Regions from separate parts of the Mus musculus genome. Here region 1 is linked to region 2. A link is a loop called in an ENCODE intact Hi-C map of the cell type or tissue named here. Cell type or tissue: left cerebral cortex. All regions are shown on one strand. Each heading gives the region's core, and the rest is flanking DNA. Links, peaks and the distances in the headings are about the cores only.

Region 1 (5,368 bases), core at 281-5,280, 48 kb after region 2:
TAACCAGGCATCTATAGGAATCCCATGTTCTGGCTACCAGTTGGACTTCTGTTTTTCATCCCTCCACCCCCTTTCTATAACAAAGCCTGCGATTTATTGTCCAAGAGAAGGAAAAAAATGTTTTTGTTTTTGTTTTTTTTTTTTTGAGATGGGTTTAGAAACCGTTGAGTTTCATACCAGGCCTCATGTCATGCTGGTAGGAGTTCTCCCCACACCAGCTGCCTAGAAACCATCTGCACCCATCTTTGAAAAGCCCAGACATGTCTTCCTGGCAGCTATCTGTGTGCTTCATTCCAGGGGTGGCCCCTGCAGCTGCCCCTCAGACCTTCATAGATGCCCTGGCCCGCGCCATTCACTGACATGATTGCAGAGGGGAGTTGGCTGTGGCCTCAGGCCAGGGGACCAGCTGGGCTGAAGCTGCATGTGCCTTGGGCTGGCCACTTCTTCACTCCCCTCACCACTGAGCATTGGATGTCTACCTTGAAAGCCTGGTTTTCAGAGAGTGCACTGACTGGGTGTCATGGAAGGCAGAGATGTGTTATCAGTTCCATCTCATTTTTAACTCAGCAACAGAATTCTGAGGGTTTCTGTATTATGGGTTTTTTTATTTTTATTTTTTAAAGCGAGATAAATGGGTTTCCTCGATGAATTTCTTTTGTAGTTACAGCCTGTACTGAGGAAGATGTTTTCCTTGGTAGGTTTTGTTTCTTTTGTAACTTTACCAAAGTGTGCAGGTGTGTCTCATGGAAACTAAACCATTTACTACAGGCAGACTGGACAGCACAGTTCTAAGGGTTGTGTTTTGTTTTGTGTGGGGTATTTTTTCCTTGTTAGATTGTTAACATATTGCAATAAAATAAAATTCTGGCCGGGCAGTGGTGGCGCACGTCTTTAATCTCAGCACTTGGGAGGCAGAGGCAGGCGGATTTCTGAGTTCGAGGCCAGCACTTAAAAGGCAGAAGCAGGTAGATCTCTTGAGTTCACGAAGCTAGCCTGGTCTACAAAGAGTTCCAGGATAGCCAGGTCTGTTAACAAGAACCTTGCCTCAAACAAAAACCACTCAAATACAGTGGGGTATGGTTATATTCTCAGCACAAAACATCCAAGGCTGACCTGGAAATCCGAGATCTGCCGGCCTCTTCCTACTGCTACAACTAAGAGCATGGGCCACCCTATCAAAGATGTCAGAAAATTTATGATTAGAAAATTTATTTCAGAAGTTTATTTTAGCAAATCATGAATGTGAGTGGGTACCTGTAAAGGCCACAGGTGTTGGATCCCCTGGGGTTGGAGCTGGAGGTGGTTGTATGCCACTTGACATAGGTGCTGGGATTTGAACTCAGGCCCTCGGGAAGAGCAGTATACAATCTTAACCATTATGCCATCTCTCCAGCTCAAGGCAAGTGTCTATGCCACTGTGTAGACAGTCCTGAGAGCAGAGCAAACTTAACAAAATCCACTCCTGCCGGGCGTGGTGGTGCACGCCTTTAATCCCAGCACTTGGGAGGCAGAGGCAGCCGGATTTCTGAATTCGAGGCCAGCCTGGTCTACAAAGTGAGCTCCAGGACAGCCAGGGCTATATACAGAGAAACCCTGTCTCGAAAAACCAAAAAAAAAAAAAAAAAAAAAAAAAAAAAAAATCCACTCCTAAATTTAAAAATCTACCTGTCCTTCACACAGGTCACCTGCTCTGGAAAATGTGGTGGCAATGACCACATGGGATTCTGTTTCTGAGCACAGAATAGTACAGACATCCTGAAGGATAGAAAACAATTGCTTCCAGGCACTGAGTGCTAACAGGACTGATAGACATTGGAGTGTGTTTGTGTGTGTGTACTTGTATGTGTGCACTTGCACAGGTAGACATGTGCCACCTGTGGAGGTCCGAAGGACAAAGGACTCTTCCTCCACCCTGTGGGTCACACAAGTCATCTGGCTAGAAGGCAAGTTTACTGAGCTGTTTCACCTGAGACAGGGTCTTATGTAGTTGCCCTGGCTGGCCTCCAGCTCAATGTAACTAAAGATGATGGTGTAGTCCAAATTCTGAGTACATGGTGACTGGCGTGGGTGATGGCTGTTCTCTTTACATTGCACAATGAAGAGCAATGGAAACAATTCAAGACTCGTCTAGCTTGGAATAATTTATGTGTAACCTTGAGAGTTAGTGAATTAGCAACAGACTAGGGGGGTAGAACAAATATCTTGGGTGCACAAAGAACCTGCTCTAAGGAGGGTACTTTCCAGATGTTAGATATTAAAGTAGAAGGATTTCTAGTCTACCCCATAAAACAGGAATGTTGTCACCTCTGCTTGCTCAAGTATAGAAGCCGTAATGGTAGTTTGCAAAGCAGGCTCTGGATAAAAGAGCTTGCAGTGAAGCCTAACAACCCAGATGACAAACTCCAGAGTTGCCCTCTGACCTGTAGAGGTATATACCACACATATATACAAAATAATAAAAATTTAAAATTATAAATGCATATTGATGGGGATGATATCAGACCTTAACTAAATGCTCTTGAGTGCAGGGTGACTGGTGTGGTGATGCTGTTCCCTTCACATCGCACAATGAAGAGATGGAAACAATTGTGTGGAGCAGGGGCTTGGACACCTGTAGCTGGAATTTGGGTGCCCAGGCCTCCAATTTGCAATACGCTGAGCTAGAGAGTAGGACCTAGGACATTTTGAGAAGTAGATAATTGAATCCTCTTCCACTGAGTTATTGCAACGCTTTCCATGGGTACAGCTATCAGTTCAAGGTGGGGGGTGGGGTGGACCAAGTCGCGCACGTTTTAGGGAACTCATGAACGTTTGGGGAGGGCAATATGGAACGCTTTTGAGATCCTCTTACCCTAGTTCGGCCTTTTGCAAAGCTGGGCTCAAATTCTGACTCTAGATCTAGAACTACTGGGTTTCGAACCACTGTCTCCGGACCCAGAGCTGATGTTGTGCAGGAAATCACGTACTCAGCAGCCGCCCGATCACAGGGTGGAGTCTGGAGCAGCAAGACAGCGATTGACATTCAGTCGCAACCATTCGGCACCCAGAGACCGGTACCAAACACCAATCCGCGTTTGTCTCAGTAAAGTCTGAGAACGCGCTTGTCAATCTGCGTGAGCTCGGGGCTATCCTACACCCGACCGCAGCCGGATTGGCTGTGTGCATCTTGACGGGCATGCTTCGTACCCACTGAAAGCTGAGCCGGTCACTAGGCACGTGAGTGGGTGCCGGCACGTCCTCGGGGTTGGACCAATGAAGGGAAGAAATCGAGTGCCTGCTCCCGCCCCAGGTCGCGGAGGGCGGGGCCGCTCGGTGTTGATGAGGGGAGGGGTGGAGCTGTCAGCCGCCACCAATCAGCGTGCGGGCGTGGGCTGAATGCCCAATGGCGGCCGAGTAGGAGCCGTCGCCCCGCCCCTCTGAAGCTTCGCCTCCCCGCCCCGGGCTCTTGCTGAGGGCTCGGCCGCGAGCGAGCGAACCATCGAAGGAGCAAAGAGACCGGGCGAAGCTCGGAGCCCAGTGGCCGGGGCGAGCGAGTGAGGGCCGGCGGGGGCGACGCGAGACGGCCGGGCACGCGCCGCTCAGCCTGCTGTCTGCGGCCCGGGCCGCGCGTTGCGCCAGGTGAGTGAGTGTGCGATCCGTGGCGGCGCTCAGCAGCTTCCAGGCCCCTTTGGGGGGCCGCGCGGCCGCCATGCCTGCCCCCACGCCGCACCTTGGGCCGCCGCGCGCACTCCAGGCCGAGGCTTTGGCTGCGGCCTACTCGGCTCCTCAGGGCGGCGGAGTACGCCGCGCTTTTGTCCGTTCGGGCGAAGCTGCTGTTTGTTGATCGACAAAACGATTGTGTGCCTGGGAAAGGAGGGTGTGTTTTTTTGGGGGTGGGTGGGGGGGGTTGACGATGGGGCCGGACAAAGGCGGGGCGGGGGCGGGGCGCCGCGTCCCCTTTCCAGGGCACAAAAGATGACAGCGTGGGTGGCCCGGTCCAGCCATCCCTTCAACAACCCCAAATCCTTAAAAATAAAAAACCCACTCCAAGTCCCTGCTCCCCGCCGCTTGCATTTTGGTTCCCTTTGGTTTGGAGCTGTCCCCTCCAAACACTCACCCATCATGGCCTTGCAAACTTGACCCCCGCATGTCCAGAATCTGTAAATCACCATATAATCTGCATTTTAAAAATGAAAATAAATAGTACACGTATCTGCTATTGCAATGGCAGCCTTTCCACCTCGCTTCTGTACCCTGGTCTCTTTGCTTTCCAGCTCCCTTCTTTCTGTAAGCCATGAAATGTGCAGTTTTCCGCGTGCACACTAGTCCAGGGCATCCCGGCAGACAGGGAAGCTTGGCAAAGCTGGGGACAGCTGGGGGTGGCTTTCCTACTGCCATATCCTGGGGGGTTTTGGGGGTTCTGTTAGGGGTTTCGGTCAGCCAGCTGAGAGTATAAGGGATTCCAGGTTTGCAGATTTGATGCTGTAACTGGTGCGGTTTGGCCATTACGGTTCGGGCATCGCGGTTCCTTGTCCCATCTGTCTGAAAGGGGGGGGGGCGGGGCGGAGGATGGCATCGCTTTAATAATTAACACCTGGGGAAGTGTCTTGCCGGAGTAGTTGCTAGTTTTTTTCAACTATGGAGAGGATGGATCCGGTATGTTTCAAAAAGCAAAAAGAAAGAGTGTATCTTTCCCTGTAACCAAGTGGGATTTGCTCAGCCTGCAGCCTGGTGCCAGCACCTTCATAGGCGCTGAGGATCTTGGTTGCAGAAGGTTGGGGGGTCCGGGATGTCTCTGTGTCCCATTAGTTGTGTATCTGACAGTCCCCAGGCTGGAGACTGCACTGTTCCCCAAACAGCTCCTGCCTCAAAATGGGTTCATTACGTGGGTCTTCAGGGGCTCCTACCACTACCAGGAAAGGGCTAATCACTCTCTTTAATTCTCCAGTAATTGCTGCCTTCAGAGTCACCAAAAGGGCGTGTCTCCAGACTGGGCCAACCTTTTCTTCCCACCCTGCTCTAGCTGTAGTCAGCTTTCTTCTTCCCTTCCTTTTTTCCCCAAGCCTTGTGGGTGTTCTGTATCTAAACTTGTAGGGTCCCTATGCAAGACTCCAGTCAAACTTTTCATCCTCTCCCTAGGAGGGCAGGAAGCCTGACTGTCATGGGGTGTTTTGATGTTTGGGGTGGAAATGTCCTTGTGCCAGGTGCTCCATGTACCTGTGCATATCCAGGCGCACCTGTGAATGTGTGTGTTCTAAGCTGGGATTGTATAGGTCTGATTGACAAATGATTTTCTAATCCTTTCCTCCCGGGGAGAGGGCTGCTGAGGAGATATCATAGTACACTTTGTATCTGGAGACTCAGTTACAGTCTTGTAGATATTTGTCTG
Region 2 (5,368 bases), core at 52-5,051:
TCTCAGAGTTGAGGCCTCCCTGGTCTACAGAGTGAGTTCCCAGGGCTACATAGTGAGAACAATAGGAACAGGACAGTGCCTGGTACACAGCCAGTGCCTAATAAGTGCACACTGAGGTGTGGAGCTGCAGTTGACTTGACAGAGCGCTTGTCTGTCATACATGAGGCCCTGCATTCAGCTCCCAGCCAGGAAAGAGGATAGCAGCAGAGAGAGGAGAGAAAGAGAGCAGACAGGAGAGAGAAATGTTTATTGACACACTGAGCAGTGAATAGACAAAACAGAGCAGGACACACAGTACTTGTGTTTTATTTGCTTTTTTTGTCGCTAAGACAGGATTGGGCCTTGCACTATGTAGCCCAGCATAACCTTACACTTCTGATCCTCCTGCCTCCACCATGTATGGGCAGCAGCTTCCTCTTGTCCAAGCTATATCTGAAAAGCTGAGACAGAGGATTTCTTTCTTTCTTCTTTCTTTTTTTTTTTTTTTTAAAGATTTATTTATTTATTATATGTAAGTACACTGTAGCTATCTTCAGATACTCCAGAAGAGGGAGTCAGATCTCGTTACGGATGGTTGTGAGCCACCATGTGGTTGCTGGGATTTGAACTCCGGACCTTTGGAAGAGCAGTCAGGTGCTCTTACCCACTGAGCCATCTCACCAGCCCTCTTTCTTCTTTCTTGTTTTGTTTTTGGGTTTTTTTTTTTGGGGGGGGGTTGGTTTTTCAAGACAGGGTTTCTCTGTGTAGCCCAGGCTGTCCTGCACCTCGCTCTGTAGACCAGGCTGGCCTCAAACTCCAGGCTGGTGAGATGGCTCAGCGGATAAGAGCACCAACTGCTCTTCCGAAGGTCGTGAGTTCAAATCCCAGCAACCATATGGTGACTCACAACCATCTGTAACAAGATTTGACTCCCTTTTCTGGAATGTCTGAAGACAGCTATAGTGTACTTATATATAATAAATAAATCTTTAAAAAAAACAAACTCAGAGATCCACCCTCTTCTGCCTCCTGAGTGCTGGGATCAAAGGTATGTACAACCACTGCCCAACAACAGGAGGATTCTTGAACCCAAGAGATCAGGGTCCACTTAGGTAAGTTCCAGGTCAGCCTGGTCAGCATAGTGATACACCCTGTCTTAAGATACAAATAACACAGCTGGGCGTGGTGGCGCACGCCTTTAATCCCAGTACTCAGGAGGCAGAGGCAGGTAGATTTCTGAGTTCAAGGCTAGCCTGGTCTACAAAGTGAGTTCCAGGACAGCCAGGGCTACACAGAGAAACCCTGCCTCAAAAACCAAAAAAAAAAAAAAAAAAAAAAAAAGATACAAATAACACAAATGACACAAAAATAAAGGTAGTTATTTTTAAGAGAGAGGGAAGAGGAAAGGGGAGAGTAAGGAGAGAGAGAGAAAGAAGGAGGGAAGGAGAAGGGGAGGGGGAGGGGAGAGTTAGGAAGAGGGAGGAGATGTGCTCAGTGGGTAAAGCACTCATCCAGCATGCCAGTCTGGCAATGGTGGCTCAGGCCTTTAATCCTAGCACTTGGGAGGCAGAGGCAGGTGGATTTCGAGTTCAAGGCCAGCCTGGTCTACAGAGTGAGTTCCAGGACAGCCAGGGCTACACAGAGAAACCCTGTCTCAAAAAAAAAAAAAAAAAAAAAAGCATCCAGCATGCCTAAGAGACTGTGTGATATCCCCAGAACAGCAGAAACCAGGATGGGTGGATGGTGAGTGGATGGGGTAAATAGGCCTCTTTCTTTCTTCCCTGGCCTTCTCTCCCTGGCAGAACTTAGTCTCTGGCACAGGGGGGCCCTCCTCCAGGCTCTGCTGACTGTCAGCTCTGGAACTCAGGGACTTTGTACTGCCAGGGTGACCTTGCATGTATCCAGGGGCCGGAAATAGTTGACTGTAGAAGGTGCAGCAAGCCAGTCCCCACAGGTAGTAGTAGATGGTGTCTGTGTTAGTCTGGGGCAGGAATTTTGACAGGGAACATTGAGGTAGAGAAAGCAGATCTGATCAGGAAATAGCGACAACGGGAGGGATTGAGGGTGGAGAGGGTTGAGGATTCGCTGTTGGGGCTGGAGAAGACCTGGGACTTAGAAGATCTAGCCATGGAGGTTGGGGGGGGGGGGGGGTAACTAGGAACTGAGCGAGCACCCAGGGTCACAGGGCTGGTTTGGGAGTTAGGAGTTGGATTGCGGATCTGAGTATCCATGGGAAAGAACTTGAGGAACCTGGCAGCCTGCAGGTGGCCGGCCCAGCATCTATTCCCGACCCTATGCCCGCCGGCCCGCCGTCCTGTTCCCTCTGCCTTCATCCTACCTGGCTGTAGGGGTCTTGAGCTGGTAGATCTCCCGGTCCCTGGTGGCTGCTGGAGGAGGAGGAGAGAGAAGGGAGGAGGGAGCGTTCGGTTCCGCCCCTTCCTCCCTTCCGGGTCTGGGGGGGGGGGTAGGGGGGGGATGAAGTCAGCGTGTAATCTTATCTAGCTGAGCCAAGCCCTGCCCTCCCGCCCAGTGTCCTGGCGCCACGTGGAACTAGGCAGGACTTGTACTTTGTGAGGCCAGAGCTGGGGAAAGGAAGAAGGAACCCTCCGCCCACAGAGAACTTTAAGCTGTTAGCCAAAGAGCTCAGCTAGTGACATACTCTGGGGATTCGCAAAGCACCATGTGGCTAAGTGCACTGGGAACCTGATGACTCACACTTGTCAGTCCAGCATCACACAGAAAACTAAAGCAGAGAGATTGCCCAGAGTTCCAAGGAAGCCTGACCCACAGAGTGAGACCTCCATCTCAAAAATAAGTTCATACAAGATAAGTAAACAGAAGTGCTGGAGGCCACAAGGTTTTATACAACTGTTAGGTTGTAAATATTTTTAATTCTTTACTTGATTTTACTTGGTGTTGTGTGTATGTATGTGCATGCAGGCATGTATGAATGTAGGTCAAAGAACCGCAAGTACCATTACTTGCTGAGCCGTCACAGAGACACAACACAAAGATTTGTCGGAGATTTCTGGGTATTTACTTTTGAGAAACGGTCTGTGTATGCATACTGGGACTTGGGGCTATCCTCCTAGCTCAGCTAGATGGTGAGATTACAGGCATACTTTAAAGCTTTATTTATTTATTTTACGTATGAGTACACTCTGGCTCTCTTCAGATACACCAGAAGAGGGCATCAGATCTCATTACAGTCGGTTGTGAGCCACATCTGATGGATGTGGTTGCTAGGGGTTGAACTCGGGGACCTCTGGAAGAGTAGCCAGTGCTCTTAGCCACTGAGCCATCTCTCCAGCCCTATGGCATGTTTTAAAACTGATAAAACTAAATTGTGAAAACAGAAAAGCAGCAGTTCCCAGAGGACTATGACTGGAAGATGAGGTGCACAAAGGAGAACCACCCCACCCTCTTGCTGGGGAGTCTAGGCAGGAGTATCTGCCTCATGCCACTGAACTCAATCTCTCCCAGACTCTGGACACTCATCTCCCCAAAGCAGGTAGCAGACGGACTTCTCCACATTTTCATGCTTACATATGCACACGTATTTGTGTAAGTTGGAGGTTGACATCAAGTGTTTGCTCTTGGTCACATCTTTAGGAGACAGTTTCCTGAGTCCAGCCATCTCAGAAACAAGTTCTATCTTGCTGGCAGGGTCAAGACTGAGTTCATGTTCCCAGGCCCCAGAATACAACTCCTATCCTGCTTCTTAGATCTTTCATGTTTGTCTGTTAGCCAGTGAAGGCTGTAAGGAAGGAAGATGCTGTTCTCCAGTTATCCAAACTAAAGCACACAAGTCGTTAGTGTGTCCCTGCCTTGATTTAACTGACTACTGCGGCTCACCCACTCCTTTGGTCCTTCACCACACTAGATTCCAGGTCAGAGTCCAGGAGGGGACTAGGCTGTAAAAGCTGACTCAAGGACCCTGAAACCAGGTGACCCAGATAAGACCTAGTCACCAGTGTTAAGTCCTTGTTTAACCCTTTGTGTCAAGATATGATTGGTCAGTACCCAGGTCCCCTTCGCTTTGTGTTCCCATCCTATAAAAAGCGTCGTGCAGTCTCTCATCAGGGTTCAGATCCCCAACTGGCCACCTCCCTGCCAGTGCAGAAAATAAAGCTTTTATTTTTTAAGCTTCTGTCTCTGAAGTAAGTTTTCTCAGTTTCTACCGCAAACCAAACAACTCCAAGCACTTTACCACAGCAGGCAGCTCTCCTGCCCCGAGTTTTGCTGTTTTGAAACATAGTCTCAAAGTAGCCCAGGTTAGTTTCAAACTTACTAGGTAGTCAAGGATGACCCTGAACTCCAGATCTTCTTGTCCCCACCTTCCCTGAGATCAAGGGGAACAGACTGTGGGCATATTTGGCAGGCTCAGCTTGTCACACTGACCCTTCTCCATACATCACAGAGACGGAGGGAAAATAGGCAGCAGGCCCTTCCTGCTGTCCCCACAGGGTCACAAGTGATCACGTCCAACATTCAAAGTGGGAAGACTCGCACTGTGCATAGAGTAGAGACAGAAGGAAGAAGGTCTCTAGGGATGTCAGGGCAGCTCAGCTCCTAGGAAGGCAACACACATATACACCATCCACTTGGCCTCTGATGCATATAAAATTTATTAAGGCAATACTGAGCCCCAGGATTTGAGGAACAGTGTACTCGGCCCTCACTTTCTCATCTGAAACAATTGCAACATCCCAGCTGTCTATCCTGTCACAGTTGCTGGGTTCTTGGGCCAGGTATCAGGGTCTGTTAGAAAAGCTCTTGCTAGCCGGCCTTTAATCCCAGCACTCAGGAGGCAGAGGCAGGTGGATTTCTGAGTTCAAGGCCAGCCTGGTCTACAAAGTGAGTTCCAGGACAGCCAGGGGCTATACAGAGAAACCCTGTCTCAGGAAAAAAAAAAAAAAAACAAACAAGAAAAGCTCTTGCTATTGTGGGCCATGATGTAGAAAAGAAACCCGGAGTGAAAAATCATTATGCCTTTTTTTACTTCAAGACAAGGTCTAATGTAGCTTAGACTATCACTGAATTTGTGATGTGGCAGCCGGGCTTTGAACCTGTGACCCTCTTGCCTCTATACCACAGTGCTGACACAGGATGACAGACTAGTGCTATCACTATTCATTACCCTCATTCCTCATTTTTTTTTTTTTTTTTTTTTTAGGAAAAAAACATTTTTTTTTTCTAGAATGTTCTGGATCTTTTTACCCCTGGAACATTCTAGAAAAAAAATTGCTTTAAAAGACTGATGGGAATAGGTTAAACACATGTCTCATTCAGACTCAGTAGGGGAGGACCTGTTGTGCAATTGGACTGTTGGGAAAAGCAGTCAAGCCAGATAGATGTTGGCCCTGAACCTTCTCCCTACTTCCCTTCA

What was found. Hi-C counts contacts between places; a loop is a spot of excess contacts. Peaks named below come from ENCODE experiments on the same cell type or tissue, not always from the same donor. Only the 100,000 strongest peaks of a DNase experiment are listed, where the experiment ranks them.
Region 1: a loop joins it to region 2, with 2.9 times the contacts of the local background. A loop is called at or near these places in 4 of 42 quality-filtered maps.

The regions. Positions count from the first base shown.
Region 1 is chr17:56,322,612-56,327,979 of GRCm38, forward strand. It overlaps Uhrf1 (ubiquitin-like, containing PHD and RING finger domains, 1), which reads left to right. Exons shown (of 17, transcript NM_010931.3): 17 at 1-875. It overlaps Kdm4b (lysine (K)-specific demethylase 4B), which reads left to right and starts at 3,439. Exons shown (of 23, transcript NM_172132.3): 1 at 3,439-3,618. In left cerebral cortex, for the core only: no CTCF peak of the experiment used is centred there; DNase peaks (open chromatin) are centred at 3,203 and 4,233; H3K4me3 peaks cover 2,247 bases; H3K27ac peaks cover 1,402 bases.
Region 2 is chr17:56,274,377-56,279,744 of GRCm38, forward strand. Ticam1 (toll-like receptor adaptor molecule 1) reads right to left here and starts at 2,391. Exons shown (of 2, transcript NM_174989.5): 1 at 2,318-2,391. Plin3 (perilipin 3) reads right to left here. Exons shown (of 8, transcript NM_025836.3): 8 at 4,586-5,368. The coding sequence ends at 5,356. In left cerebral cortex, for the core only: CTCF peaks have their summits at 2,317 and 3,165 (motif pointing right); DNase peaks (open chromatin) are centred at 1,912 and 2,590; H3K4me3 peaks cover 1,722 bases; H3K27ac peaks cover 1,961 bases.